Regions from separate parts of the Homo sapiens genome. Here region 1 is linked to region 2. A link is a loop called in an ENCODE intact Hi-C map of the cell type or tissue named here. Cell type or tissue: IMR-90. All regions are shown on one strand. Each heading gives the region's core, and the rest is flanking DNA. Links, peaks and the distances in the headings are about the cores only. Region 1 overlaps ZNF385B (zinc finger protein 385B). Region 2 overlaps ZNF385B (zinc finger protein 385B).

The links. A loop is a pair of places that touch in the nucleus more often than their neighbours do. Peaks named below come from ENCODE experiments on the same cell type or tissue, not always from the same donor. Only the 100,000 strongest peaks of a DNase experiment are listed, where the experiment ranks them.
Region 1: a loop joins it to region 2, with 2.1 times the contacts of the local background. A loop is called at or near these places in 4 of 110 quality-filtered maps.

The regions. Positions count from the first base shown.
Region 1 is chr2:179,608,340-179,618,264 of GRCh38, reverse strand. The region is part of intron 3 of ZNF385B (zinc finger protein 385B); the gene reads left to right. Among named protein-coding and RNA genes, the nearest start is that of MIR1258, 250 kb to the left of the region's middle. In IMR-90, for the core only: no CTCF peak of the experiment used is centred there; a DNase peak (open chromatin) is centred at 5,964; H3K27ac peaks cover 251 bases.
Region 2 is chr2:179,745,184-179,755,108 of GRCh38, reverse strand. The region is part of intron 3 of ZNF385B (zinc finger protein 385B); the gene reads left to right. Among named protein-coding and RNA genes, the nearest start is that of MIR1258, 110 kb to the left of the region's middle. In IMR-90, for the core only: a CTCF peak has its summit at 3,728 (motif pointing right); a DNase peak (open chromatin) is centred at 5,598; H3K27ac peaks cover 158 bases.

The DNA of each region.
Region 1 (9,925 bases), core at 1,107-9,106, 140 kb after region 2:
ATAGTAGAGCTCAGTTTTAGACTTTGCTACTAAAATTATAATCATTAGTAAACTGATAATCTCTCTAAGGTAACAGATAAAATGTTTTTTTATTCTTCCTTGATAAGGCTTGGGAATTTAATGAGTATAAGAGTGATCATTTTCTTGGTCCCTGAAACAGGGAGGAAAAATTAGTATTATTAATGCTAAAGTAGGAGCCTTCTAATCACATGTTTCTTTTGTTCCCTCTTTCTCAGGCTACAATTGGCAGACATGAGTAATAATAATCAGGAAGAAGAAGAGAGAGTGAGCACGGGAGAAACGTGTGATTAGAAGGCTCCTAGCATAGCTAATGCTAACTTTCCTCCCTATTTAGGGGGATCAAGTTCTCAAGATTCTTATGGGTACATTCTTTAAGAGTAGTTCTCTCTAGAAGGGTTGAAAATTACCTCCTTGGTATAATGGCCAATATTTGGATGATGGGTATACTAGAAGCCCAACCCCCACCAGTATGCAGGTAATACTCATGTAACAAACAAGCACATGTACCCCCTGAATCTACATTTTTTAAAGAATAGTTCTCAAATTGATGTCCCTGAACTAGCAGCATCAGTACCACATGAGGACTTGTAAGAAAGGCCAGTTTTCAGGCCTCCTCCTAGGCGTACAGAAGCATAAACTCTGAAGTGGAACCCACCAGTCTGTGTTTTAATAAGCCTTCCAGGTGATTCTCATGCACACTAAAATCGAAAAACACTGCCTTAAAGCTTTTTTTCAATATAAAAGTACTCCAGAAAATAGAAAGTTGATGCATTTTTCTTCCAAGCTCCTTTTCTCAATGCTTTACAATTTTCTGATTAAATCTAGGAGAAATAAAAAGAACCCAATCAGGTGGTACTAGGCTTTCAACACACACTATTCTTCCTTTGAAAAAGAAAGGCGTAGCTGTGCTCCAGACCTAAAAACAGCAACTGCAAGAGCACCCAGCTGGGGTGCATCAGGTGCAGCATCAGTCCCTGCCTTGGATTTACAAACCCAGAAAGAATATTTTTTAAATCAATTATTAACCGGAGACTCAGAAGTCTTCTATTTGACAGAGCTTCAGAAACTGAATCATTAATTATATCCAAGACAAACATATAGCTGTTGATGCTGAACTTTTAAGAGAATTTAGCAGCTGTTTATTAAATGCCAAGAGAAAATTGGTAGTTGCAACTTTGGGGATCAAATAAAAATGGCAAAGGTAACAGACACCACACTAAAAGGGGGACAAGTGGAAATATGAAGGCTGTAGTCACTAAATGTAAGGAGAACTGAGATGCAGCTTTTTGTAAAGAGGAGGGAGAGTGGAGTGAGAGTCACAGCAAGAAATAAGAGGCAGATGAGGGGAGCGGGAGTCTAATTACAATAAAAACTGATTGATTGGGCCAGGTGCGGTGGCTCACGCCTATAATCCCAGCATTTTGGGAGGCTAAGGCAGGAGGATTTCTTGGGCCCAGAGGTTCAAGATGAGCCTGGGCAACATAGCGAGACCCTGTCTTCCCAGAAAATAAAAAAAATTAGCCGGGCCTGGCAGCATGCAACTGTGGTACCAGCTACTCAGGAGGCTGAGGTGAGAAGATTGTTTGATCCCAGGAGTTAAAGGCTGCAGGGAGCTATGATCGCACCACTGCACTCCAGCCTGGGTGACACAGTGGGACACTGTCTGAAAAAAACAAACCTAATTGATTCATTGATTAATATGTCTTTTAGAGAAAGCCCCATCTCTACTAAAAATACAAAAAATTAGCCCGGCGTGGTGACATACACCTGTAGTCTCAGCTACTCAGGAGGCTGAGGCGAGAGAATCGTTTGTACCTGGGAGGTGGAGGTTGCAGTGAGCCAAGATTGTGCCACTGCACTCCAGCCTGGGTGACAGAGCAAGACTCTGTCTCAAAAAGAGAAGGAGAGTAAGACTAGCTATAAAACATACTGTCATAAAAAACCATAAAATGTAGATATCCTTGTATTACTAGTAACTAACATTTTGAGTTCTCATTGTGTGCCAAGCATTGTACTAAGTACTCTCATTTGATTCCCACAATAGCCCTATGAAACAAACACTATTATTACTATCTCTGCTTAAGAGATGAGGAAACTGAGGTTCTTAGAAGGGAAGTTACACAGCTAATATGTAAGCCTCTAGGATTTGAACCAGACAATCCTACTCCAGGATCTGAGTTCTTCACATATAAACTCCTCAATTTATCAGATCTCCAAGATGATTAAATACTATTCTATATGCTATCGTCCTTTTAAAATAATTGTCTTATTATTGTTTTCTGATTATAAAATGAATATGCGATCATTGCATCTAACTCAGAAAATTCAAAAATGTTTATAAAATAAAGATCATTCTTGGTCCCATCACCCAGAGATTACTGATGGTAACTAACATGTGCTGTACTTTATTTTTATACTTGGTGCCTCAGAACCATCTAAGGTGCCCTTTAGCAGGAAATCAGCTCCAGCCCAGACAGTCTGATTCCCTAGGTCTGGGTAAGGTCAAGGCTTGTGTATTTTCAATAAGTACCTCTTCTACAGAGCCATAGTTCAAGCCCAGTGCTAAAAACACTGTTCTATAACTTACAAGCCCGGTTCTAAAAACACTGTTCTATAACAGATTTTCAAAAATTTCTGTGCAGAATATCCTGTATTTAGTTTATCTCTAGATTCTAGAGCACCTTGATTTTTCCCATTAAAGCTATTTTATTTTAGAACCAGGAAAATACCTAATACAGAAGTAGTTTTCAAACATTAGTCTGCATCAGGATTACTTAGAGGACTTGTTAAAACATGGACTACAGAGTTTCTGATTTGTTAGGTCTGGGATGGAGCCCAATAACATGCATTTTTAACAAGTTCTGGGATATTGCTTCTCCTGCTGGTACAAGGACCACACTTTAAGAAACACTATATAATAGAGAATACTTCCAAATAAGAGTTCCTGGTAGAAACTCTTCTTATCGTCTTTGGAAATCCCTTAAGATTCAAGTACAAGATCCTGACCTTGATGCCATCATTTAGAAACAAATTTAGTGACATATACTAGCATGATTAATATCATCCCTTCCTCAGGAACTCCATATGTGAAAACTATTCAGCTGCTTCCATGTCTCTATGACAGCAGTAAAAGTGTAACAAGAAAAGGATAGCTGCTGACGTTGTCAGCTAAAAAATCTTAAATGTCCAGATGATTGTTGGTAGTGATGGAAGGGACAGGAGGACAAGGTCAGTTGCACCCAATAGCAGGCATAACACCTATCACAGAAGTCTAATATGTGACATTTCTTAAGTAGGACAAATACCAGAGGAGGATGTTGATGCTACTGGCAGTTTTTATGAATTATACATGATGCACTATTTTAAAATTCAGCAGAAAACTGCCATTTACCCTCTATAATAAAAGGTATTGTATGAAAAATGAAGTGCTGGGTGTGTAAATATGAGATGCTACTGATATAATGGATCTTAAGCATACTTCACACTTCTCTTTGCTCTCTAGCCCCTGACGGAAGACCAAGCTTTTAAGAGTAGGGTTGACCTTTGGAAATCCAGCAGAAGCATTCATGAACTAGATACCTCAGTACTGTCAATCTGTGCTTTCATACCAGCAACCAAATTCTAAATGTAACTCTACCATTTTATTGGCTTTTGGCTTTACCTCCTTGATACTGGAGTAATACAAGTGTATAGCTATATTTGGCATTTGACATTTACTTGTCAATCAGCAGAAAAACAGAAAACCCCTTTCAGACAATATAATTTACCCTAGAAGTTTAAATGTTAAAATTAGAAATGTTCATTATGACTACAAACTGCTAAAAGTCATCTAGGAAAATTCATTCATTTATGATTCAGTCAACAAGTATCTATAGAGCACTTCCAACATTCCAAGCATTGTTGTAGATTCAGGGGATAGAACAGTGAGAAAAAAAATACAGAAGTGGAGCAAGGTGGCCGACTAGAAGCCCTCGTCAGTTGCTCTCCCCACAGGAACACCAAATTGAACAACTATTCACACAAAAAACACCTTCATAAAAGCAAAAAATCCGGGGAGTGATCACAGCTCCTGATTTTAACTTCATATCACTGAAAGAGGCACTGAAGAGGGTAGGAAAGATAATCTTGAGTAGCCAGCACCACCCTTCCTCCATCCCTTGGCAGCAGCCGTGTGTCACAGAAAGAGAATCTGTGCATTTGCGGGAGGGAGACCATAGTGATATAGGACTTTGCATTGGAACTCAGTGCTGCCCTGTCACAACAGAAAACAACACCAGGCAGAACTCAGCTGGCGCCCAAGGAGGGAGCGTTTAGACCAGCCCTAGCCAGAGGGCAATCATACATCTCAGCAGTCAGAAGCTGAGTTCTGGCAAGCCTTGCCACCACAGAATAAAGTGTTCTGGGGTTCTAAATAAACTTAAAAGGCAGTCTAGGTCACCAAGAATGCAATTCTTGGGCAAGTCCTGGTGCTAGTGAGGAATGAGCTGGGTTGGCCAAGGAAGTGCTTGCACTACCCCTCCCCCAATCACAGACAGTGCAGTTTGCAGTTTTGGAGAGACTCCTTTCCTCCACTTGAGAGAAGAAGGAAGAGTAAAGAGGACTTTCTTTTGCAACTTGGACACCAACTCCACCATAGTAGGATAGGGCACCAAGCAGAGTCCTAAGGCCCCATTCTAGTCCTTAGCTTCTGGATGACATTTCTAGACACACCCTGGTTCAGAAGGGGAACCTACTGCCTTGAAGGAAAGGACCCAGACCTGTCAGGATGCATCACCTGCTGACTAAAGAGCCCTTGGGCCCTGAATAATCAGCAGTGACCCAGGTAGTACTTGCCGTGGGCCTTGGGTGAGACTCAGAGATGGGCCTTGGGTGAGACTCAAAGATGTGCTGGCTTCAGGTGTGATCCATTACATTCCCAGCTGTGGTCGCTATGGAGAGACACTCCTGCTTGAGAAAAGGAGAGGGAAGAGTAAAGGAGACTTTGTCTTGGAGCTTAGGTACCAGCTCGGCCACAGTTGGTAGAACACCAAGAGGGCTCTTGGGTCCTCAGTTCCAGGGTTTGGCTCTGGAAAAGCATTTCTGGACCTTCCCTGGGCCATAGGGGAGCCCATTGCCCAGAAGGGAGAATCCCAGGCTTGGCCGCATTCACCATGAGATCACTGAAGAGCTCTTAAGATTTGAGTGAACATTGGCAGTAGCCAGCCGATACTTGTTGTGGATATAGGACAGTGATGGCTACAGGGAGAGACTCTTCTGCTTATGCGAAGGGAAAGGAAGAATGGGAAAGATTTTTTTCTTGTGGCTTGGCTTTCAGCTCAGCCTCATAGCATAGAACACCAAGTAGATTCCTAAGGTTTCTGACTCAGATCCTGGCTCCTGGATGGCATCTCTAGACGTTCCCAGGGCTGCAGAGAACTCACTACTTTGAAGGGAAGGACATAAGCCTGGCTGGCTTTGCCGCCAGCCCACCTGGGGCTGATTTTAGAGCCCCAGGGCATTGAGCAAACATAGGTGATAGCCAGGCAGTGGTTACTGCAGGCCTTCTGCAAGACCCAGCACCATGCTGGCTTCAGGTCTGACACAGCGCAGTCCCAGTGGTGGTGCTTGTGTCACCCATCCCCCAGCTCCAGATAACTCAGCACAGAGAGGGAGAGACTCCATTAGTTTGTGAGAAAGTAAGGGAAGAGAACAAGAGTATCTGCCTGATAATCCAGAGAATTCTTTTACATCTTATCCAAGACCACCAAGACAGTGCCCCTACAAGTCTGCAAGAGCTACAGCATTACTGGGCTTGGAGTGCCCCTTAATTCAGACAGGCTGCAGAGACCAAAAACTTAGATTACAACAGCCAAGTTCTTCAAATACTTGGAAAGCCTCTCCAAGAAGGATGCATACAAACAAACTCAGACTGTGAAGACTGCAATAAATACTTAGCTCTTAAATACCAGACACTGGCAAACATCCACACGCATTAAGGCCATCCAGGAAAACATGACCTCACCAAACAAACTAAATAAGGCATCAAGGACCAATCCTGGAGAGATAGAGATATATGACCTTTCAGACAGAGAACTAAAAATAGCAGTTTTGAAGAAACTCAATGAAATTTAAGATAACACTGAAAAGGAATTCAGAATCCTAGGAGGTAAATTTAACAAATAAATTAAAATGATTAAGAATCAGAAATTCTGGAATTAAAAAATGCAATTGAAATACTGCAGTATTTATCAGAATCTCTCACCAGACTAAACAAAAGAACAAGAAGAGGAGAAGAAGTAGGAGGTGGAAGAGGAGATGGGGGAGAATAAGAAGGGAGAGAAAGGGAAGGAGGAAGAGACCCAAATAAATAAAATTAGAGGTGGAAAAGGAGACATTACAATCGATACCACAAAAACTCAAGGGATCATTAGAGGCTACTATCAGCAACTATATGCTGATAAATTGGAAAGCCTAGAATAAATCAATAAATTCCTAGACACATACAACCTACCAAGATTGAACCATGAGGAAATTCAAAACCTGAACAGACCAATAACAAGTAATGAGATCAAAGCCATAATAAAGTCTCCCAGCAAAGGAAAGCCTGAGACAACTGATGAATTTTACTAAACATTTAAAGAACTAATACCAATCCTATTCAAACTATTCAAAACAAATAGGAGGAGGAAATACTTCCAAACTCATTCCACGAGGCCAGTATTACCCTGATACAAAAACCAGTCAAAGACACATCAGTAACAGAGAACTATCGGCCAATATTCCTGATAAACGTGGATGCAGAAAACCTCAACAAAATGTTAGCAAACTGAATTCAATGACAATGATAAAAATTATCCATGATGACCAAGTGGGGTTTATCCCAGGGATTCAAGGATGGTTTAACATACGCAAATCAATCAATGTGATATATCAAGAGAATGAATGACAAAAACCATAAACCATATGATCATGTCAACTGATGCTGAAAAAGCATGTGATAACATTCAACATCTCTTCGTGATAGAAACCTTCAAAAAACTGGATATGAAAAGAGTATACTTCAACACAATAAAAGCCATATATGACAGACCCACAGCTAGTATCAAAATGAATGGGGAAAAACTGAAATCCTTTTCTCTAAAATATGGAACATGAAAAGGATGCTTACTTTCACCACTGTTATTCAACATAGTACTGGAAGTCCTAGACAGAGCAATCAGACAAGAGAATAAAAGAAAGGGCGTCTAAATTGGAAAGGAAGAAGTCAAATTATCCTTGTTTACAGATGATATAATCTTATACTTGGAAAATCCTAAAGAGTCCACCAAAAAACTAGTACAACTGATAAACAAATTCAATAAAGTTGCAGGATACAAAATCAACATACAAAAATTAGTAGCACTTCTATATGCCAAAAGAGATCAATCTAAAAATGAAATCAAGAAAATAATCTTATTTACAATGGCTACAAATTAAATACCTAGGAATTAACCAAGGAAGTGAAAGATCTCTACAATGAAAACTATACAACATTGAAGAGTAGACACACAAATACACACACAGGGAAAGATATTTCATGTTCATGGATTGGAATAATCATATTGTTAAGATGTCCATACTACCCAAAGCAATCTACAGAGTCAATGCAATCCCCAGCAAAATATCAATGATATTCTTCACAGAAATAGAAAAACTATCCTAAAATTTACATGAAATCACAAAAGACCCAGATTAGCCAATGATATCCTGAGCAACAGAAGCAAAACTAGAGAAATCACAGTATCTAACTTCAAATTATATTACAGATCTATAGTAACCAAAACAACAAGATACTGGCATAAAAATAGACACATAGACCAATGGAACAGAATAGAGATCCTAGAAACAAATCCATTAAGTCTGTAGGGAACTCATTTTGACAAAAATGCAAAGAACAGAGATTGGGGAAAGAATAATCTCTTCAATAAATTGTGCTGAGAAAATTGAATATACATATGCAGAAGAATGAAACTAGACCCCTATCTCTTGCCATATACAAAAATAAAATCAAAATGAATTAAAGACTACGACCTTAACCTATGAAACTAGTAAAATAAAACATAGGGGAAACTATCCAAGACAATGGATTAGGCAAAGATTTCTTGAGTAATAGCCAACAAGCACAGGCAACCAAAGCAAAAATGAACAAATGAGATCATACCAAGTTAAAAAGCTTCTGTACAGCAAAGCAAACAATCAACAAGGTGAGGAGATTACCCACAAAATGGAAGAAAATATTTGCGAAGTATCCATCTGACATGGGATTAATAACCAGAATATATATGGAACTCAAGCAATTCTATAGAAAAATTCTGATTAAAAATGGGCAAAAGATCTGAATAGACATTTCTCAAAGGAAGACATACAAATGGCACACAAGTATATGAAATGGTGCTCAACATCATTGATCATCAGAGAACTGCAAATCAAAACTGCAATGAAATATCTCCAGTAAAAATGGCTTTTATTCAAAAGACAGGCAAGAACAAATGCTGGCAAGGATATGGAGAGAAGCGACTCTTTGTACACTGTTGGTGGGAATGCACATTAGTACAGCTACTATGGAGGATAGTTTGTAGATTTCTCAAAAAACTAAAAATAGAGCTACCATGTGATTCAACAATCCCACTGCTAGGTATATAACCAAAAGAAAGGAAATCAGTCTATGGAGGAGTTTCCTGTGCTCCCATGTTTATTGCACCACTGTTCACAATAGCCAAGATTTGGAACCAACCTAAGTGTCCATTGACAGATTAATGGATAAGAAAATGTGGTACATATACACAATGCACAATGGAGTACTAATCAGTCATAGAAAAGAATGAGATCCTGTCATCTGCAACAACATGGATGGAGCTGGAGGACATTAAGTGAAATAAGCCAGGCACAGAAAAGCAAACGTCACATGTTCTCACATATCTGTGGGAGCTAAAAATTAACACAATTGAACTCATGGAGACAGAGAGTAGAATGATGAGTGGTCACCAGAGGCTGGGAAGGGTAGTAGGGTTGGGGAGGGGAAGTGGGGATGGTTAATGGGTACAAAAATGTAGTTAGATAGAATGAATACAATCTAGTATTTGATAGCACAACCGAATGATTACAGTTTACAATAATATCATACTCTTATAAAGAGTATAATAAGATATTTGTAACACAAAGAAAGAATAAATGCTCAAGGTGATGGATATCCCATTTACCTTAATATTATTATTAGGCATTATATTTCTATATCAAAATATCTCATGTACCCCATAAATATATACACCTACTTTGTACTCATAAAAATTTTTTTTAAAGAAAATAAAGCCAGGTCATTTGAAATTAAATACACACACACACACACACACACACACACACACACACACACACACACACACACAGTCTTGGCCCTTCAGGAACTTACATTGTAATGGTGATGAGGTCTGTCTTATTCTCATCTTTGAGAACTTTGCTATGTAAAAAACCAACAGTGAGTCATCACTTAGGGGCTTGTTAAAATGCAGAGTCTCAGGTCCATTTCCAGATGTCCTGAAACAGAATCTGTATGTTATTTTATGATATCCCCGAGTGATTTGCATCCACATTAAAATCTGAGAATCGCTGTTCTAGAAAAGAGCCTGAGGTAAAGATTAAAATTCTGATTTTATTTAGAAGCACAAGCCCAGGAGAGTAAAAATAGGGGAAAAGATAAATGAAGAAAAGGAAGCTGTAAAACGATGAAATATTGTGCTGGCTATGACTTCAAAATGAGTCTGGAAGGGGCACAGCAGGTCACTCAGCAGGTGGGTTTGTTCTGCATGTGAAACTTCTCCTTCTGCACACAGTTGGCAAGGAAGATTTCCACCAAACTCTTTCTCCTGAATCCTGCTTTCTACAGATTGAA
Region 2 (9,925 bases), core at 710-8,709:
ACACATTTAAAGCAGTGTGTAGAGGGAAATTTATAGCACTAAATGCCCACAAGAGAAAGCAGGAAACATCTAAAATTGACACCCTAACATCACAATCGAAAGAACTAGAGAAGCAAGAGCAAACACATTCAAAAGCTAGCAGAAGGCAAGAAATAAGTAAGATCAGAGCAGAAGTGAAGGAGATAGAGACACAAAAAACCCTTCAAAAAACCAATGAATCCAAGAGCTGGTTTTTTGAAAAGATCAACAAAATTGATAGACCACTAGCAAGACTAATAAAGAAGAAAAGAGAGAAGAATCAAATAGACATAATAAAAAATGATAAAGGGGATATCACCACCGATCCCAAAGAAATACAAACTACCATCAGAGAATACTATAAACACCTGTATGCAAATAAACTAGAAAATCTAGAAGAAATGGATAAATTCCTGGACACATACACCCTCCCAAGACTAAACCAGGAAGAAGTTCAATCTCTGAAGAGACCAATAACAGGCTCTGAAATTGAGGCAATATTTAATAGCCTATCAACCAAAAAAAGTCCAGGACAGATGGATTTACAGCCAAATTCTACCAGAGGTACAAGGAGGAACTGGTACCATTCCTTCTGAAATTATTCCAATCAATAGAAAAAGAGGGAATCCTCCCTAACTCATTTTATGAGGACAGCATTATCCTGACAGCAAAGCCTGGTAGAGGCACAGCAAAAAAGAGAATTTTAGACCAATATCCCTGATGAATATCAATGCAAAAATCCTCAATAAAATACTGGCACACCGAATTCAGCAGCACATCAAAAAGCTTATCCACCATGATCAACTGGGCTTCATCCCTGGGATGCAAGGCTGGTTCAACATATGCAAATCAATAAATGTAATACAGCATATAAACAGAACCAAAGACAAAAACCACATGATTATCCCAGTAGATGCAGAAAAGGCCTTTGACAAAATTCGACAGCCCTTCATGCTAAAAACTCTCAATAAATTAGGTATTGATGGGACGTATCTGAAAATAATAAGAGCTATTTATGACAAACCCACAGCCAATATCATACTGAATGGGCAAAAACTGGAAGCATTCCCTTTGAAAACTGGCACAAGACAGGGATGCCCTCTCTCACCACTCCTATTCAACACAGTGTTGGAAGTTCTGGCCAGGGAAATCAGGCAGGAGAAAGAAATAAAGAGTATTCAATTAGGAAAAGAGGAAGTCAAATTGTCCCTGTTTGCAGATGACATGATTGTGTCTTTAGAAAACCCCATCGTCTCAGCCCAAAATCTCCTTAAGCTGATAAGCATCTTCAGCAAAGTCTCAGGATATAAAATCAATGTGCAAAAATCGCAAGCATTCTTATACACCAATAACAGACAGAGAGCCAAATCATGAGTGAACTCCCATTTACAATTGCTTCAAAGAAAATAAAATTCCTAGGAATCCATCTTAGAAGGGATGTGAAGGACCTCTTCAAGGAGAACTACAAACCACTGCTCAACGAAATGAAAGAGGAAACAAACAAATGGAAGAATTCCATGGTCATGGATAGGAATAATAAATATCGTGACAATGGCCATAAAGCCCAAGGTAATTTATAGATTTAATGCTATCCCTATCAAGCTACCAGTGACTTTCTTCACAGAATTGGAAAAAACTACTTTAAAGTTCATATGGAACCAAAAAAGAGCCCACATTGCCAAGACAATCCTAAGCCAAAAGAGCAAAGCTGGAGGCATCACGCTACCTGACTTCAAACTATACTACAAGGCCACAGTAACCAAAACAGCATGGTACTGGTACCAAAACAGAGATATATATAGACCAATGGAACAGAACAGAGCCCTCAGAAATAATACAACACATTTACAACTATCTGATCTTTGACAAACCTGACAAAAACAAGAAATGGGGAAATGATTCCCTATTTAACAAATGGTGCTGGGCAAATTGGCTAACCATATGTAGAAAGCTGAAACTAGATCCCTTCCTTACACCTTATACAAAAATTAATTCAAGATAGATTAAAGACTTAAATGTTAGACCTAAAACCATAAAAACCCTAGAAGAAAACCTAGGCAATACCATTCAGGACATAGGCTTGGGCAAAGACTTCATGACTAAAACACCAAAAGCAATGGCAACAAAAGCCAGAATTGACAAATGGGATCTAATTAAACTAAAGAGCTTCTGCACAGCAAAAGAAACTACCATCAGAGTGAATAGGCAACCCACAGAATGGGAGAAAATTTTTGCAATCTACTCATCTGACAAAGGGCTAATATCCAGAATCTACAAAGAACTCCCAACAAATTTACAAGAAAAAAACAAACAACCCCATCACAAAGTGGGTGAAGTATATGAACAGACACTTCTCAAAAGAAGACAATTATGCAGCCAGACAAATGAAAAAATGCTCATCATCACTGGACATCAGAGAAATGCAAATCAAAACCACAATGAGATACCATCTCACACCAGTTAGAATGGCGATCATTAAAAAGTCAGGAAACAACAGGTGCTGGAGAGGATGTGGAGAAACAGGAACACTTTTACACTGTTGGTGGGACTGTAAACTAGTTCAACCATTGTGGAAGATAGTGTGGCAATTCCTCAAGGATCTAGAACTAGAAATACCATTTGACCCAGCTATCCCATTACTGGGTATATACCCAAAGGATTATAAATCCTGCTGCTATAAAGGCACATGCACACATATGTTTATTGTGGCACTATTCACAATAGCAAAGACTTGGAACCAACCCAAATGTCCATCAATGATAGACTGGATTAAGAAAATGTGGCATATATACACCATGGAATACTATGCAGCCATAAAAAATGATGAGTTCACGTCCTTTGAAGGGACATGGATGAAGCTGGAAACCATCATTCTCAGCAAACTATCACATGGACAAAAAAGCAAACACCACGTGTTCTCACTCATAGGTGGGAATTGAACAATGAGAACACTTGGACACAGGAAGGGGAACATCACACACCGGGGCCTGTCGTGGGGTGGGGAGAGGGGGAGGGATAACATTAGGAGATATACCTAATGTAAATGACGAGTTAATGGGTGCAGCACACGAACATGGCACATGTATACATATGTAAGAAACCTGCACGTTGTGCACATGTGCCCTAGAACTTAAAGTATAATAATAAAAAGAAACTAAAATTCAATTAGTAAATAAATTAAAAAAAGAGATTTTAAAATGAGCTTGAGTAGATTTTAAAGTCAGGACATTTTGGATGGGGGAGAAGATAAGGGTAATAAAACCTGGGTATTTTGCAGCAGGAAGTGGAGTAGTAGTTTGGATGTGGGAATGGACAGCAGGATTGGAAAATGGGTTGTCAGTTGGAGTGTTATACATAATTTTATTTTTTTCTTGCTGCTATAGTCTGTACTGTTCTTTGACGCCCCCAGGATCCTCTGTTATTGTTTTCCCCGTCTCCCTTAAAGATTTCTTAATTTCATTCCTATTCTACATTCAAGAAACAGTTATTGGTATTAAATGGCTTCTGGGGTCAGGACATTAATGATAGGTATTATAACTCTTAAAATATGTGTGTAGGGTTTTAAATACATAGGCCAGATTTATCACATTGCATCTCATGCATATTTAAAATGTTAAATTTATCCTCAAATATGTTTTCCCAGAAATTTTTGAAGAACTTTAAAAATTAAACTTGAAAACGCGATACCACAGAATTACCACAAGATGGTGCCATGAGTATATTGAAAGTATGATAGTTTCTTCACTCCCTTGCCCACATCAATATTCTGATGGAACTTATTATTAATGAGTATGGAAAGCAAGAAATACCACACCAAGGAGTGAGGATGTGTGGACATGCATGTGTGGGCAGGATCATGCTCATTTGAAAGACTGAGCACCTTGTATGCAGTAGGCAGAATCTGTAGGGGAGACATGGCAGGGGGTGGGGAGGGTGGGAAGAGCAGGAGAGATCTTTCTTTAGTTTTCAGGAATAAAAATTACTACTTAAATATATTAATATTGTCCATGTCTGGAAAAAATCTCCATTTTAAGAGATATCAGGAATGAACATTAATTTTAAATGATGCAACCTTTGGTTTGCATGACAGATTTAGAGACAAGGCTAGAATGCATCAGTATGATAATGTATTTTACCTTTTCAGTAGAAACACATAGTTTTAAATGCTTGCTTTCACTTAATTTTTGATGAATCAACTTGCCATTTATCATTCAACCAAAATATCTGACTTTTGCAAATATAATTACCATGGTGAATGTATAACAAATCATTGCGTTTCTACCAGTAAGTGCACTAGATAAGTAAATCATTTCAGTGTGAGGTAGGTGGGTTAAAGTATTTACAATATACTTATTTCTTTAAACCTCTTAATTAGTAAGTTCAGAAAACTCGTTTCATAGAATAATTATTATACAATCCATGTATTGGATAGAGCCCATATGACTTATGGTTTTTAGTGAAGGGACAGACTTAGAAGGGGAAAAGGCCTTGGTCAAAATATGTCAGATTACACCTTTGAAAATAGGGCATCCGCTTTTCTTTGTATAAGTCACAGGTCCTTATAAGAGCACTCAGGAATTGTCTCTCACTTGTAGTACTTCAGACCTGGTGATGATACATATAGTAGAAGGAATACTGATATACTTTTCTAAGTCATTGTCTTACTGAGAATTGATCACTGTTTAGTTTCCAAGTATTTTACAAAATCCTGACTCTATTCTTCAAAGCAAGGATAAGAGTTGGTACCCTTTATCTGTTCTCCCCAGATAAATTTAATTGAGACTGATATTGTAGGGTTTATTGAGATTGAAGTTCCTTGGGAATGAGAGTAGAGAATTTTGGAAATAGGATGAAGTCTCAAGTTACAACTCTAACCACCTCCTGCTGCACAAATGCTTTGAATTTGAGACAGAGCTCCAGCCGTTTTCAATGGTGTCAGAAATCTAAAACTATACCTGACATAGACTTGGCAAAGTCATTATAGAACATCTCCATATTCTGTACATGTGGTTAAAAACTGTCAAACAAGGGTGTGGATTATACAAGTGTGTGGATTAAGTACAGAACTCTAAGGGATTGATACATAAAAGAGTTTGAATGGAAGTTTGATAAAATGATTAAAAGGAGTGGTTGACCCTTTTTTAGTGAAGGACGGATTATCTTTTTCTTTAAGAATGCTTCTGAATATAAACTTTTACATATTATATGTATTAAAAGATAAGAGTTGCTTAATATTAAGTCTTGGTTTTTAGATTTTGAAAACCAAATACACCTTTCAGTGTGGAAACTGAGTCTTAGACAATCATGGCAAGTGTTTACATGTCTGAGTGATTTAAATCATCAAAGGCATATTTAAAACCTTGGTGTCTGCCTGGAATAGAAGTGTTACCCATTTTAAACTAATCTGGGGAGAAGGGTTTTCAGTAGTGAGCCAAGCCCAGTGGTAATTAGTGAGTTCAATTTCCACTGGGGGGATGAATGTATTTTCACTTGGACTGACCAGCTTTCTTCACACAGACATTTGACTTTCACATCTTAACAGTGTTACAGCCAAGGAGGCTGTTGGACAGTGTTCTGGGTTAGACATCCCTCTGGAATGTTACAGCTGACCATATGGTTGGTATATGTCCTTGGCACCTAATGGTTTTTCTCGAGCTGGTTTTTGGGCCAGCTGTGAAACATATTTGCTCTTCTGATTACATGGAGTTTGGAGGAGGTGGAAGGGCTGGATATTGTACTTTTTAATGGGCAGAGTGTGCTGGCACTCACACATAATGTTAACACACTTCATTTCAAGAGCTTGCCCTCTGGTGAGCCTGCACTGCAATCCAGAGACTGTTGTCCTGTAGACACTGAGTATTTATCTATTATTTAATGGACTTGATGTGAAAGGTATAGGGAGCTTTTTTTTTAAATCATAGCCCTGAAGTGTTACTCATCTTATAGGATAGTAAGTTACTTTTGGAAGCTGCTGTAACTCCATCAAACCTTCAGGGCACCATTTTGGTTGCTAAAAAAAAGAAGAATTCACCAAATTATGTTGTATTGTCAAAAAAATAAATGCAGTTTCCTTCTTCAGATAGAAAATGACTTTGTGATTGTGTTCTAGATACTAAGAGCCACACATTCCAGTCTAGTTTGTTCAGTGAATAGAAAGACCCCTCTTCACATAAATGCCACCTGGACACTTCCCCAGTGCAGGTCTAGGCCCCAAAAGGCACCCAGGAAATGCTCTTTGAAGACAGCGGATGTTCTATTGACCCAAAATCTTAAGTGTAGTGTCAATGCTCTGCTATATTAAAGTTCTTTAATGTACTGAAAGAAAAGTATTTATTTGGGAAGTGTAGTCATAAGAAAGACTCCAAGCAAATGCAACACATTATTCTTGTTTTTTGAGAACATTTGTTTTTAAAATGGATTTTAAAACTAAACAGTTGGCTCTTGATGGCAGAAAATATTGCTACTTTTTTCTAAAACTGATTTTAAAGAACCTCTATTGCAAGTAGTTTATAGCATATACAAATAAAACAGAAATCTTTACTTCATAAGGCAAAGGTTATTTTTTTGTTTGTGTCTGACAGTGTCACATGCACTGTTTAACATTATGGATATTTTGCTTTTGGGTACAATGAGAAGAGGGTGAGATAACCCAATGTTTTGCCTCCCTCTGAAATACATGTGTCCTTTTAAAATTTCCTTTTGAAAATTAAGGTAGGTTGCTAAAAAAATACTTATGTCAAGTGCCTTTCACACTAGTGGGTATAGAGTTTAGGTGATCAATGAGTACTATTATTATTATGTTTTGTATTTTTTTTTGATTCAGTCATTTTAAGTGGCTTCTTCTTGCCTATCTTTTCCATGTCCTAGTTTTGTCATCGTGCATTATTGCCACATATCTGCTCTGCTTTGTGTCTCATTCTTAACAGCACCTTCCCTCATATTTTTGCCCATCCATTAAAGTAACACTACCCTCCAGATTTCTTGCCTAAGCAAGAGAACATCTGCTTAGGTACCATTTCCCAATCCATAACTTTCTAGCAGTTTAGGTAAACATTTATACAGTCCACAATCTCTTACTTGCAATTTCCGAAATCCAAGAAGCAGTGAGAACTGGAAGATTTTATAATTCATATTGATGGGAAAACGTGACATGAACTAATGTGAGCTTAAATTATAGCATTTATTTATCCCAATGAGTATGAATATGCACAGGTTTTGCTATAGAATGTTAATGTGTCTGATTATAGAGTTGTTGCCCCAGACCCCAGTGCGGCATTATATAACATCTGCCACTGGAGGCATTATATAATTCCTGGCATACGTAGAGTATTACCTTTCTAAAATCTGAAAACGTTTGAATTCTGAAATGCATCAAGCCCGAAGGGTTTTAGATAAGGGATTGGCGTATAATCAAATATCCTGGTTTAATTTTAAACTTTTATCTTATTACTAGGGAGCTTCATGTGTGGTAATAATAAAAAGATTTTTAGGCATACAATCTCTCATGAACTATTCCTATGACTATTTTCGAAGGAAAGTTTATGTGTGTGTTGGGTGAGGCAGAGAGGACAGAAGAGAGAGAGGACACTGAACAATTGCAAAGTCAATGATGCCCAATGCCTTTTCTCATAATACATTCAAATGTTGCCCTAGGGGCTTCAGGTGACAAATAGAATTCAGGTGGCAAAAGTGACTGTGAGGGGCAATTGTGTTCAATGGCATAGGTATATGTATACGCACACGCATGTGCATATCCAATCGTGTGTCTAATCTGTCTCCAAGCAAGGGCATCTAACCAGCAGCCCGTAAGGAGTCAACTTTCCATATGGGGACATAGTGAGAATGCCCATGAGAGTGCTGTGTTTAATGTTGCTCCAGAATGCTGTGTTACGTAAATGTGTGCTGCTTAGTTTTACACAGATGTTTCATATTGTAGACACTTCTAAATGTGTCATCTCAGAGCTGGTAGGATTACTAGAACTGAACCCAGTCATTTATAGGAGATCCTCAAATCAGGAATTGCCTTTACTGGATTCTAGTTTGTCTGGCCTTCAGAGTCTCAATGAGAACCTAAAACCCTTTTTAAAAAATTGAATAGAACCTTAAATGTGTTGTCAATGTTGCCTCCTAGGAATTTCTTCCAGTTTACTTTTGTGATTTTTAATAAACATTTTATTTCTTTTTTGCTTTGCAGTTTGCATGCACATGTCAAATCTGTATATTTTGTGATCTCAAAGCACTGCTACTGCTTTCTGGGGTATATGTATTTCTGGGGTATATCTAATACTGCTTTCTGACCTTGTGTCTTCTAAAGACGATGTCCAGTAGCTCTTGCATCTTATATTTTAGTAACAAAACAGAAAGGATTATAAAAAGCAAAAGTATAAATTTGGGGGTAGTTGGGATAAAAATACATGGGTTTAATGAACTATAGATTTTTTAAAATAATGAGCAAAGATTATAGTGTTAAAATATCTATCTTGCATGTTTATTGTTACACAGAATAGATTTAAATCTCTATTGTTTATGAAATTATCTTAGAATAAAATTGATGGTATTTTGTCCTGGTGCTAGCATAGCATCGCACATTTTTAACTATCACCATTATTTTAATTTAGAGATGGGCACTTAGGAGTTAAAGGATGTTTGATTTGCCCTTTAATGGACATCTATGTCAAATATATGGAATTATTTTTGTTATAATTGTCATAGTCTCCAGTGATTTCATTTGTCTATAGCGAAGTCCCAGGAACCTACAGCTATTTTGATTTATGCAGCCTTTATAAGTCCTCGTAATATAGACTACTGATTTCTTCCCTGTATCCTGCTCATTGTTGAAAAGCCAGAGCTATTTTTAACATTTACACAATTTCAATAGATGATTCTTTATTCCACAAGGTTTGGTGCTAAATCTGTGGAGACTTTCATAATCACATCCTTCTTGTGGTTTGCTTGAATTTGATCACAGTGGCTGATTTCATGCATTGATAATGAAGGCTTAGGTTGCCTGTTTCTCAGCATAAATCCACCTCAGACTTGTACATTGACAGTGCTTCTGGTTTCAGCACACATGGAGATATAGAATTGAAATTGCTCTGCTTTCTTTACAAATGACTCAGAGTGTGCTTGTCCTTCCCTAAAATGTTGCCAGCATGTAAAGGATTTTCAATGAGCAGTGCAATAAGCCAGCAACTGGGAAGGCTTGGAGCGGCACTGATATAACGTGGTGCTGTCACACAGATAATCAGGGCTGGAGCCAAGTCTCGGTAGCGCTGTGCATTATCCTGGTCACATACTGGAAGTTTTGTTTATCCAACTTGGTTGCTCTTGAAGCTGGTGAGAGCCCTGCCAGGATGTGGAGTGGACTTCCTAGCAGAGGTGAGCGTTTTTATTCTAAAACTTGGATGCTGGGGTCTGGGATGTCAGTAACAGATTCTTTTGTATGTTATGCTGAATCCTGTGGAGTCCTCAATTGTGTTTATCACATTGTGCTGACACATCTGAAGGAGCAAAGCTGAAGAGCAAAATATATGATTCTTTAATTTTGTTGCGAAGTAACTCCTTACATGGGTGTGATAACCATCCCTTTCTTTCTGTGCTAGCTGTTTGCCGAGGACATCTTACCAGTAGGTGACTTCCTTTGCATTTTAAACATTCTGAACAAGTCAGTGATATTATGCAATTTGCTACCATTACTGAAAGTAGGTAATTAGCAGTGTTATTATGTGTTTCAGATGTTATTAAAAAGGCTATAAACAAAATGTACTTTGTAGAATCTTTGACATGAAAGACAGATAGGAGGAGACAAGTCATGTTTCGAGATAACTAAGAAAGTAAGTGATGTGGATTACATACTGGAGTTGACAACTTGTGAAGCTAGACATTATTAATAATTAAAAGTTATGAC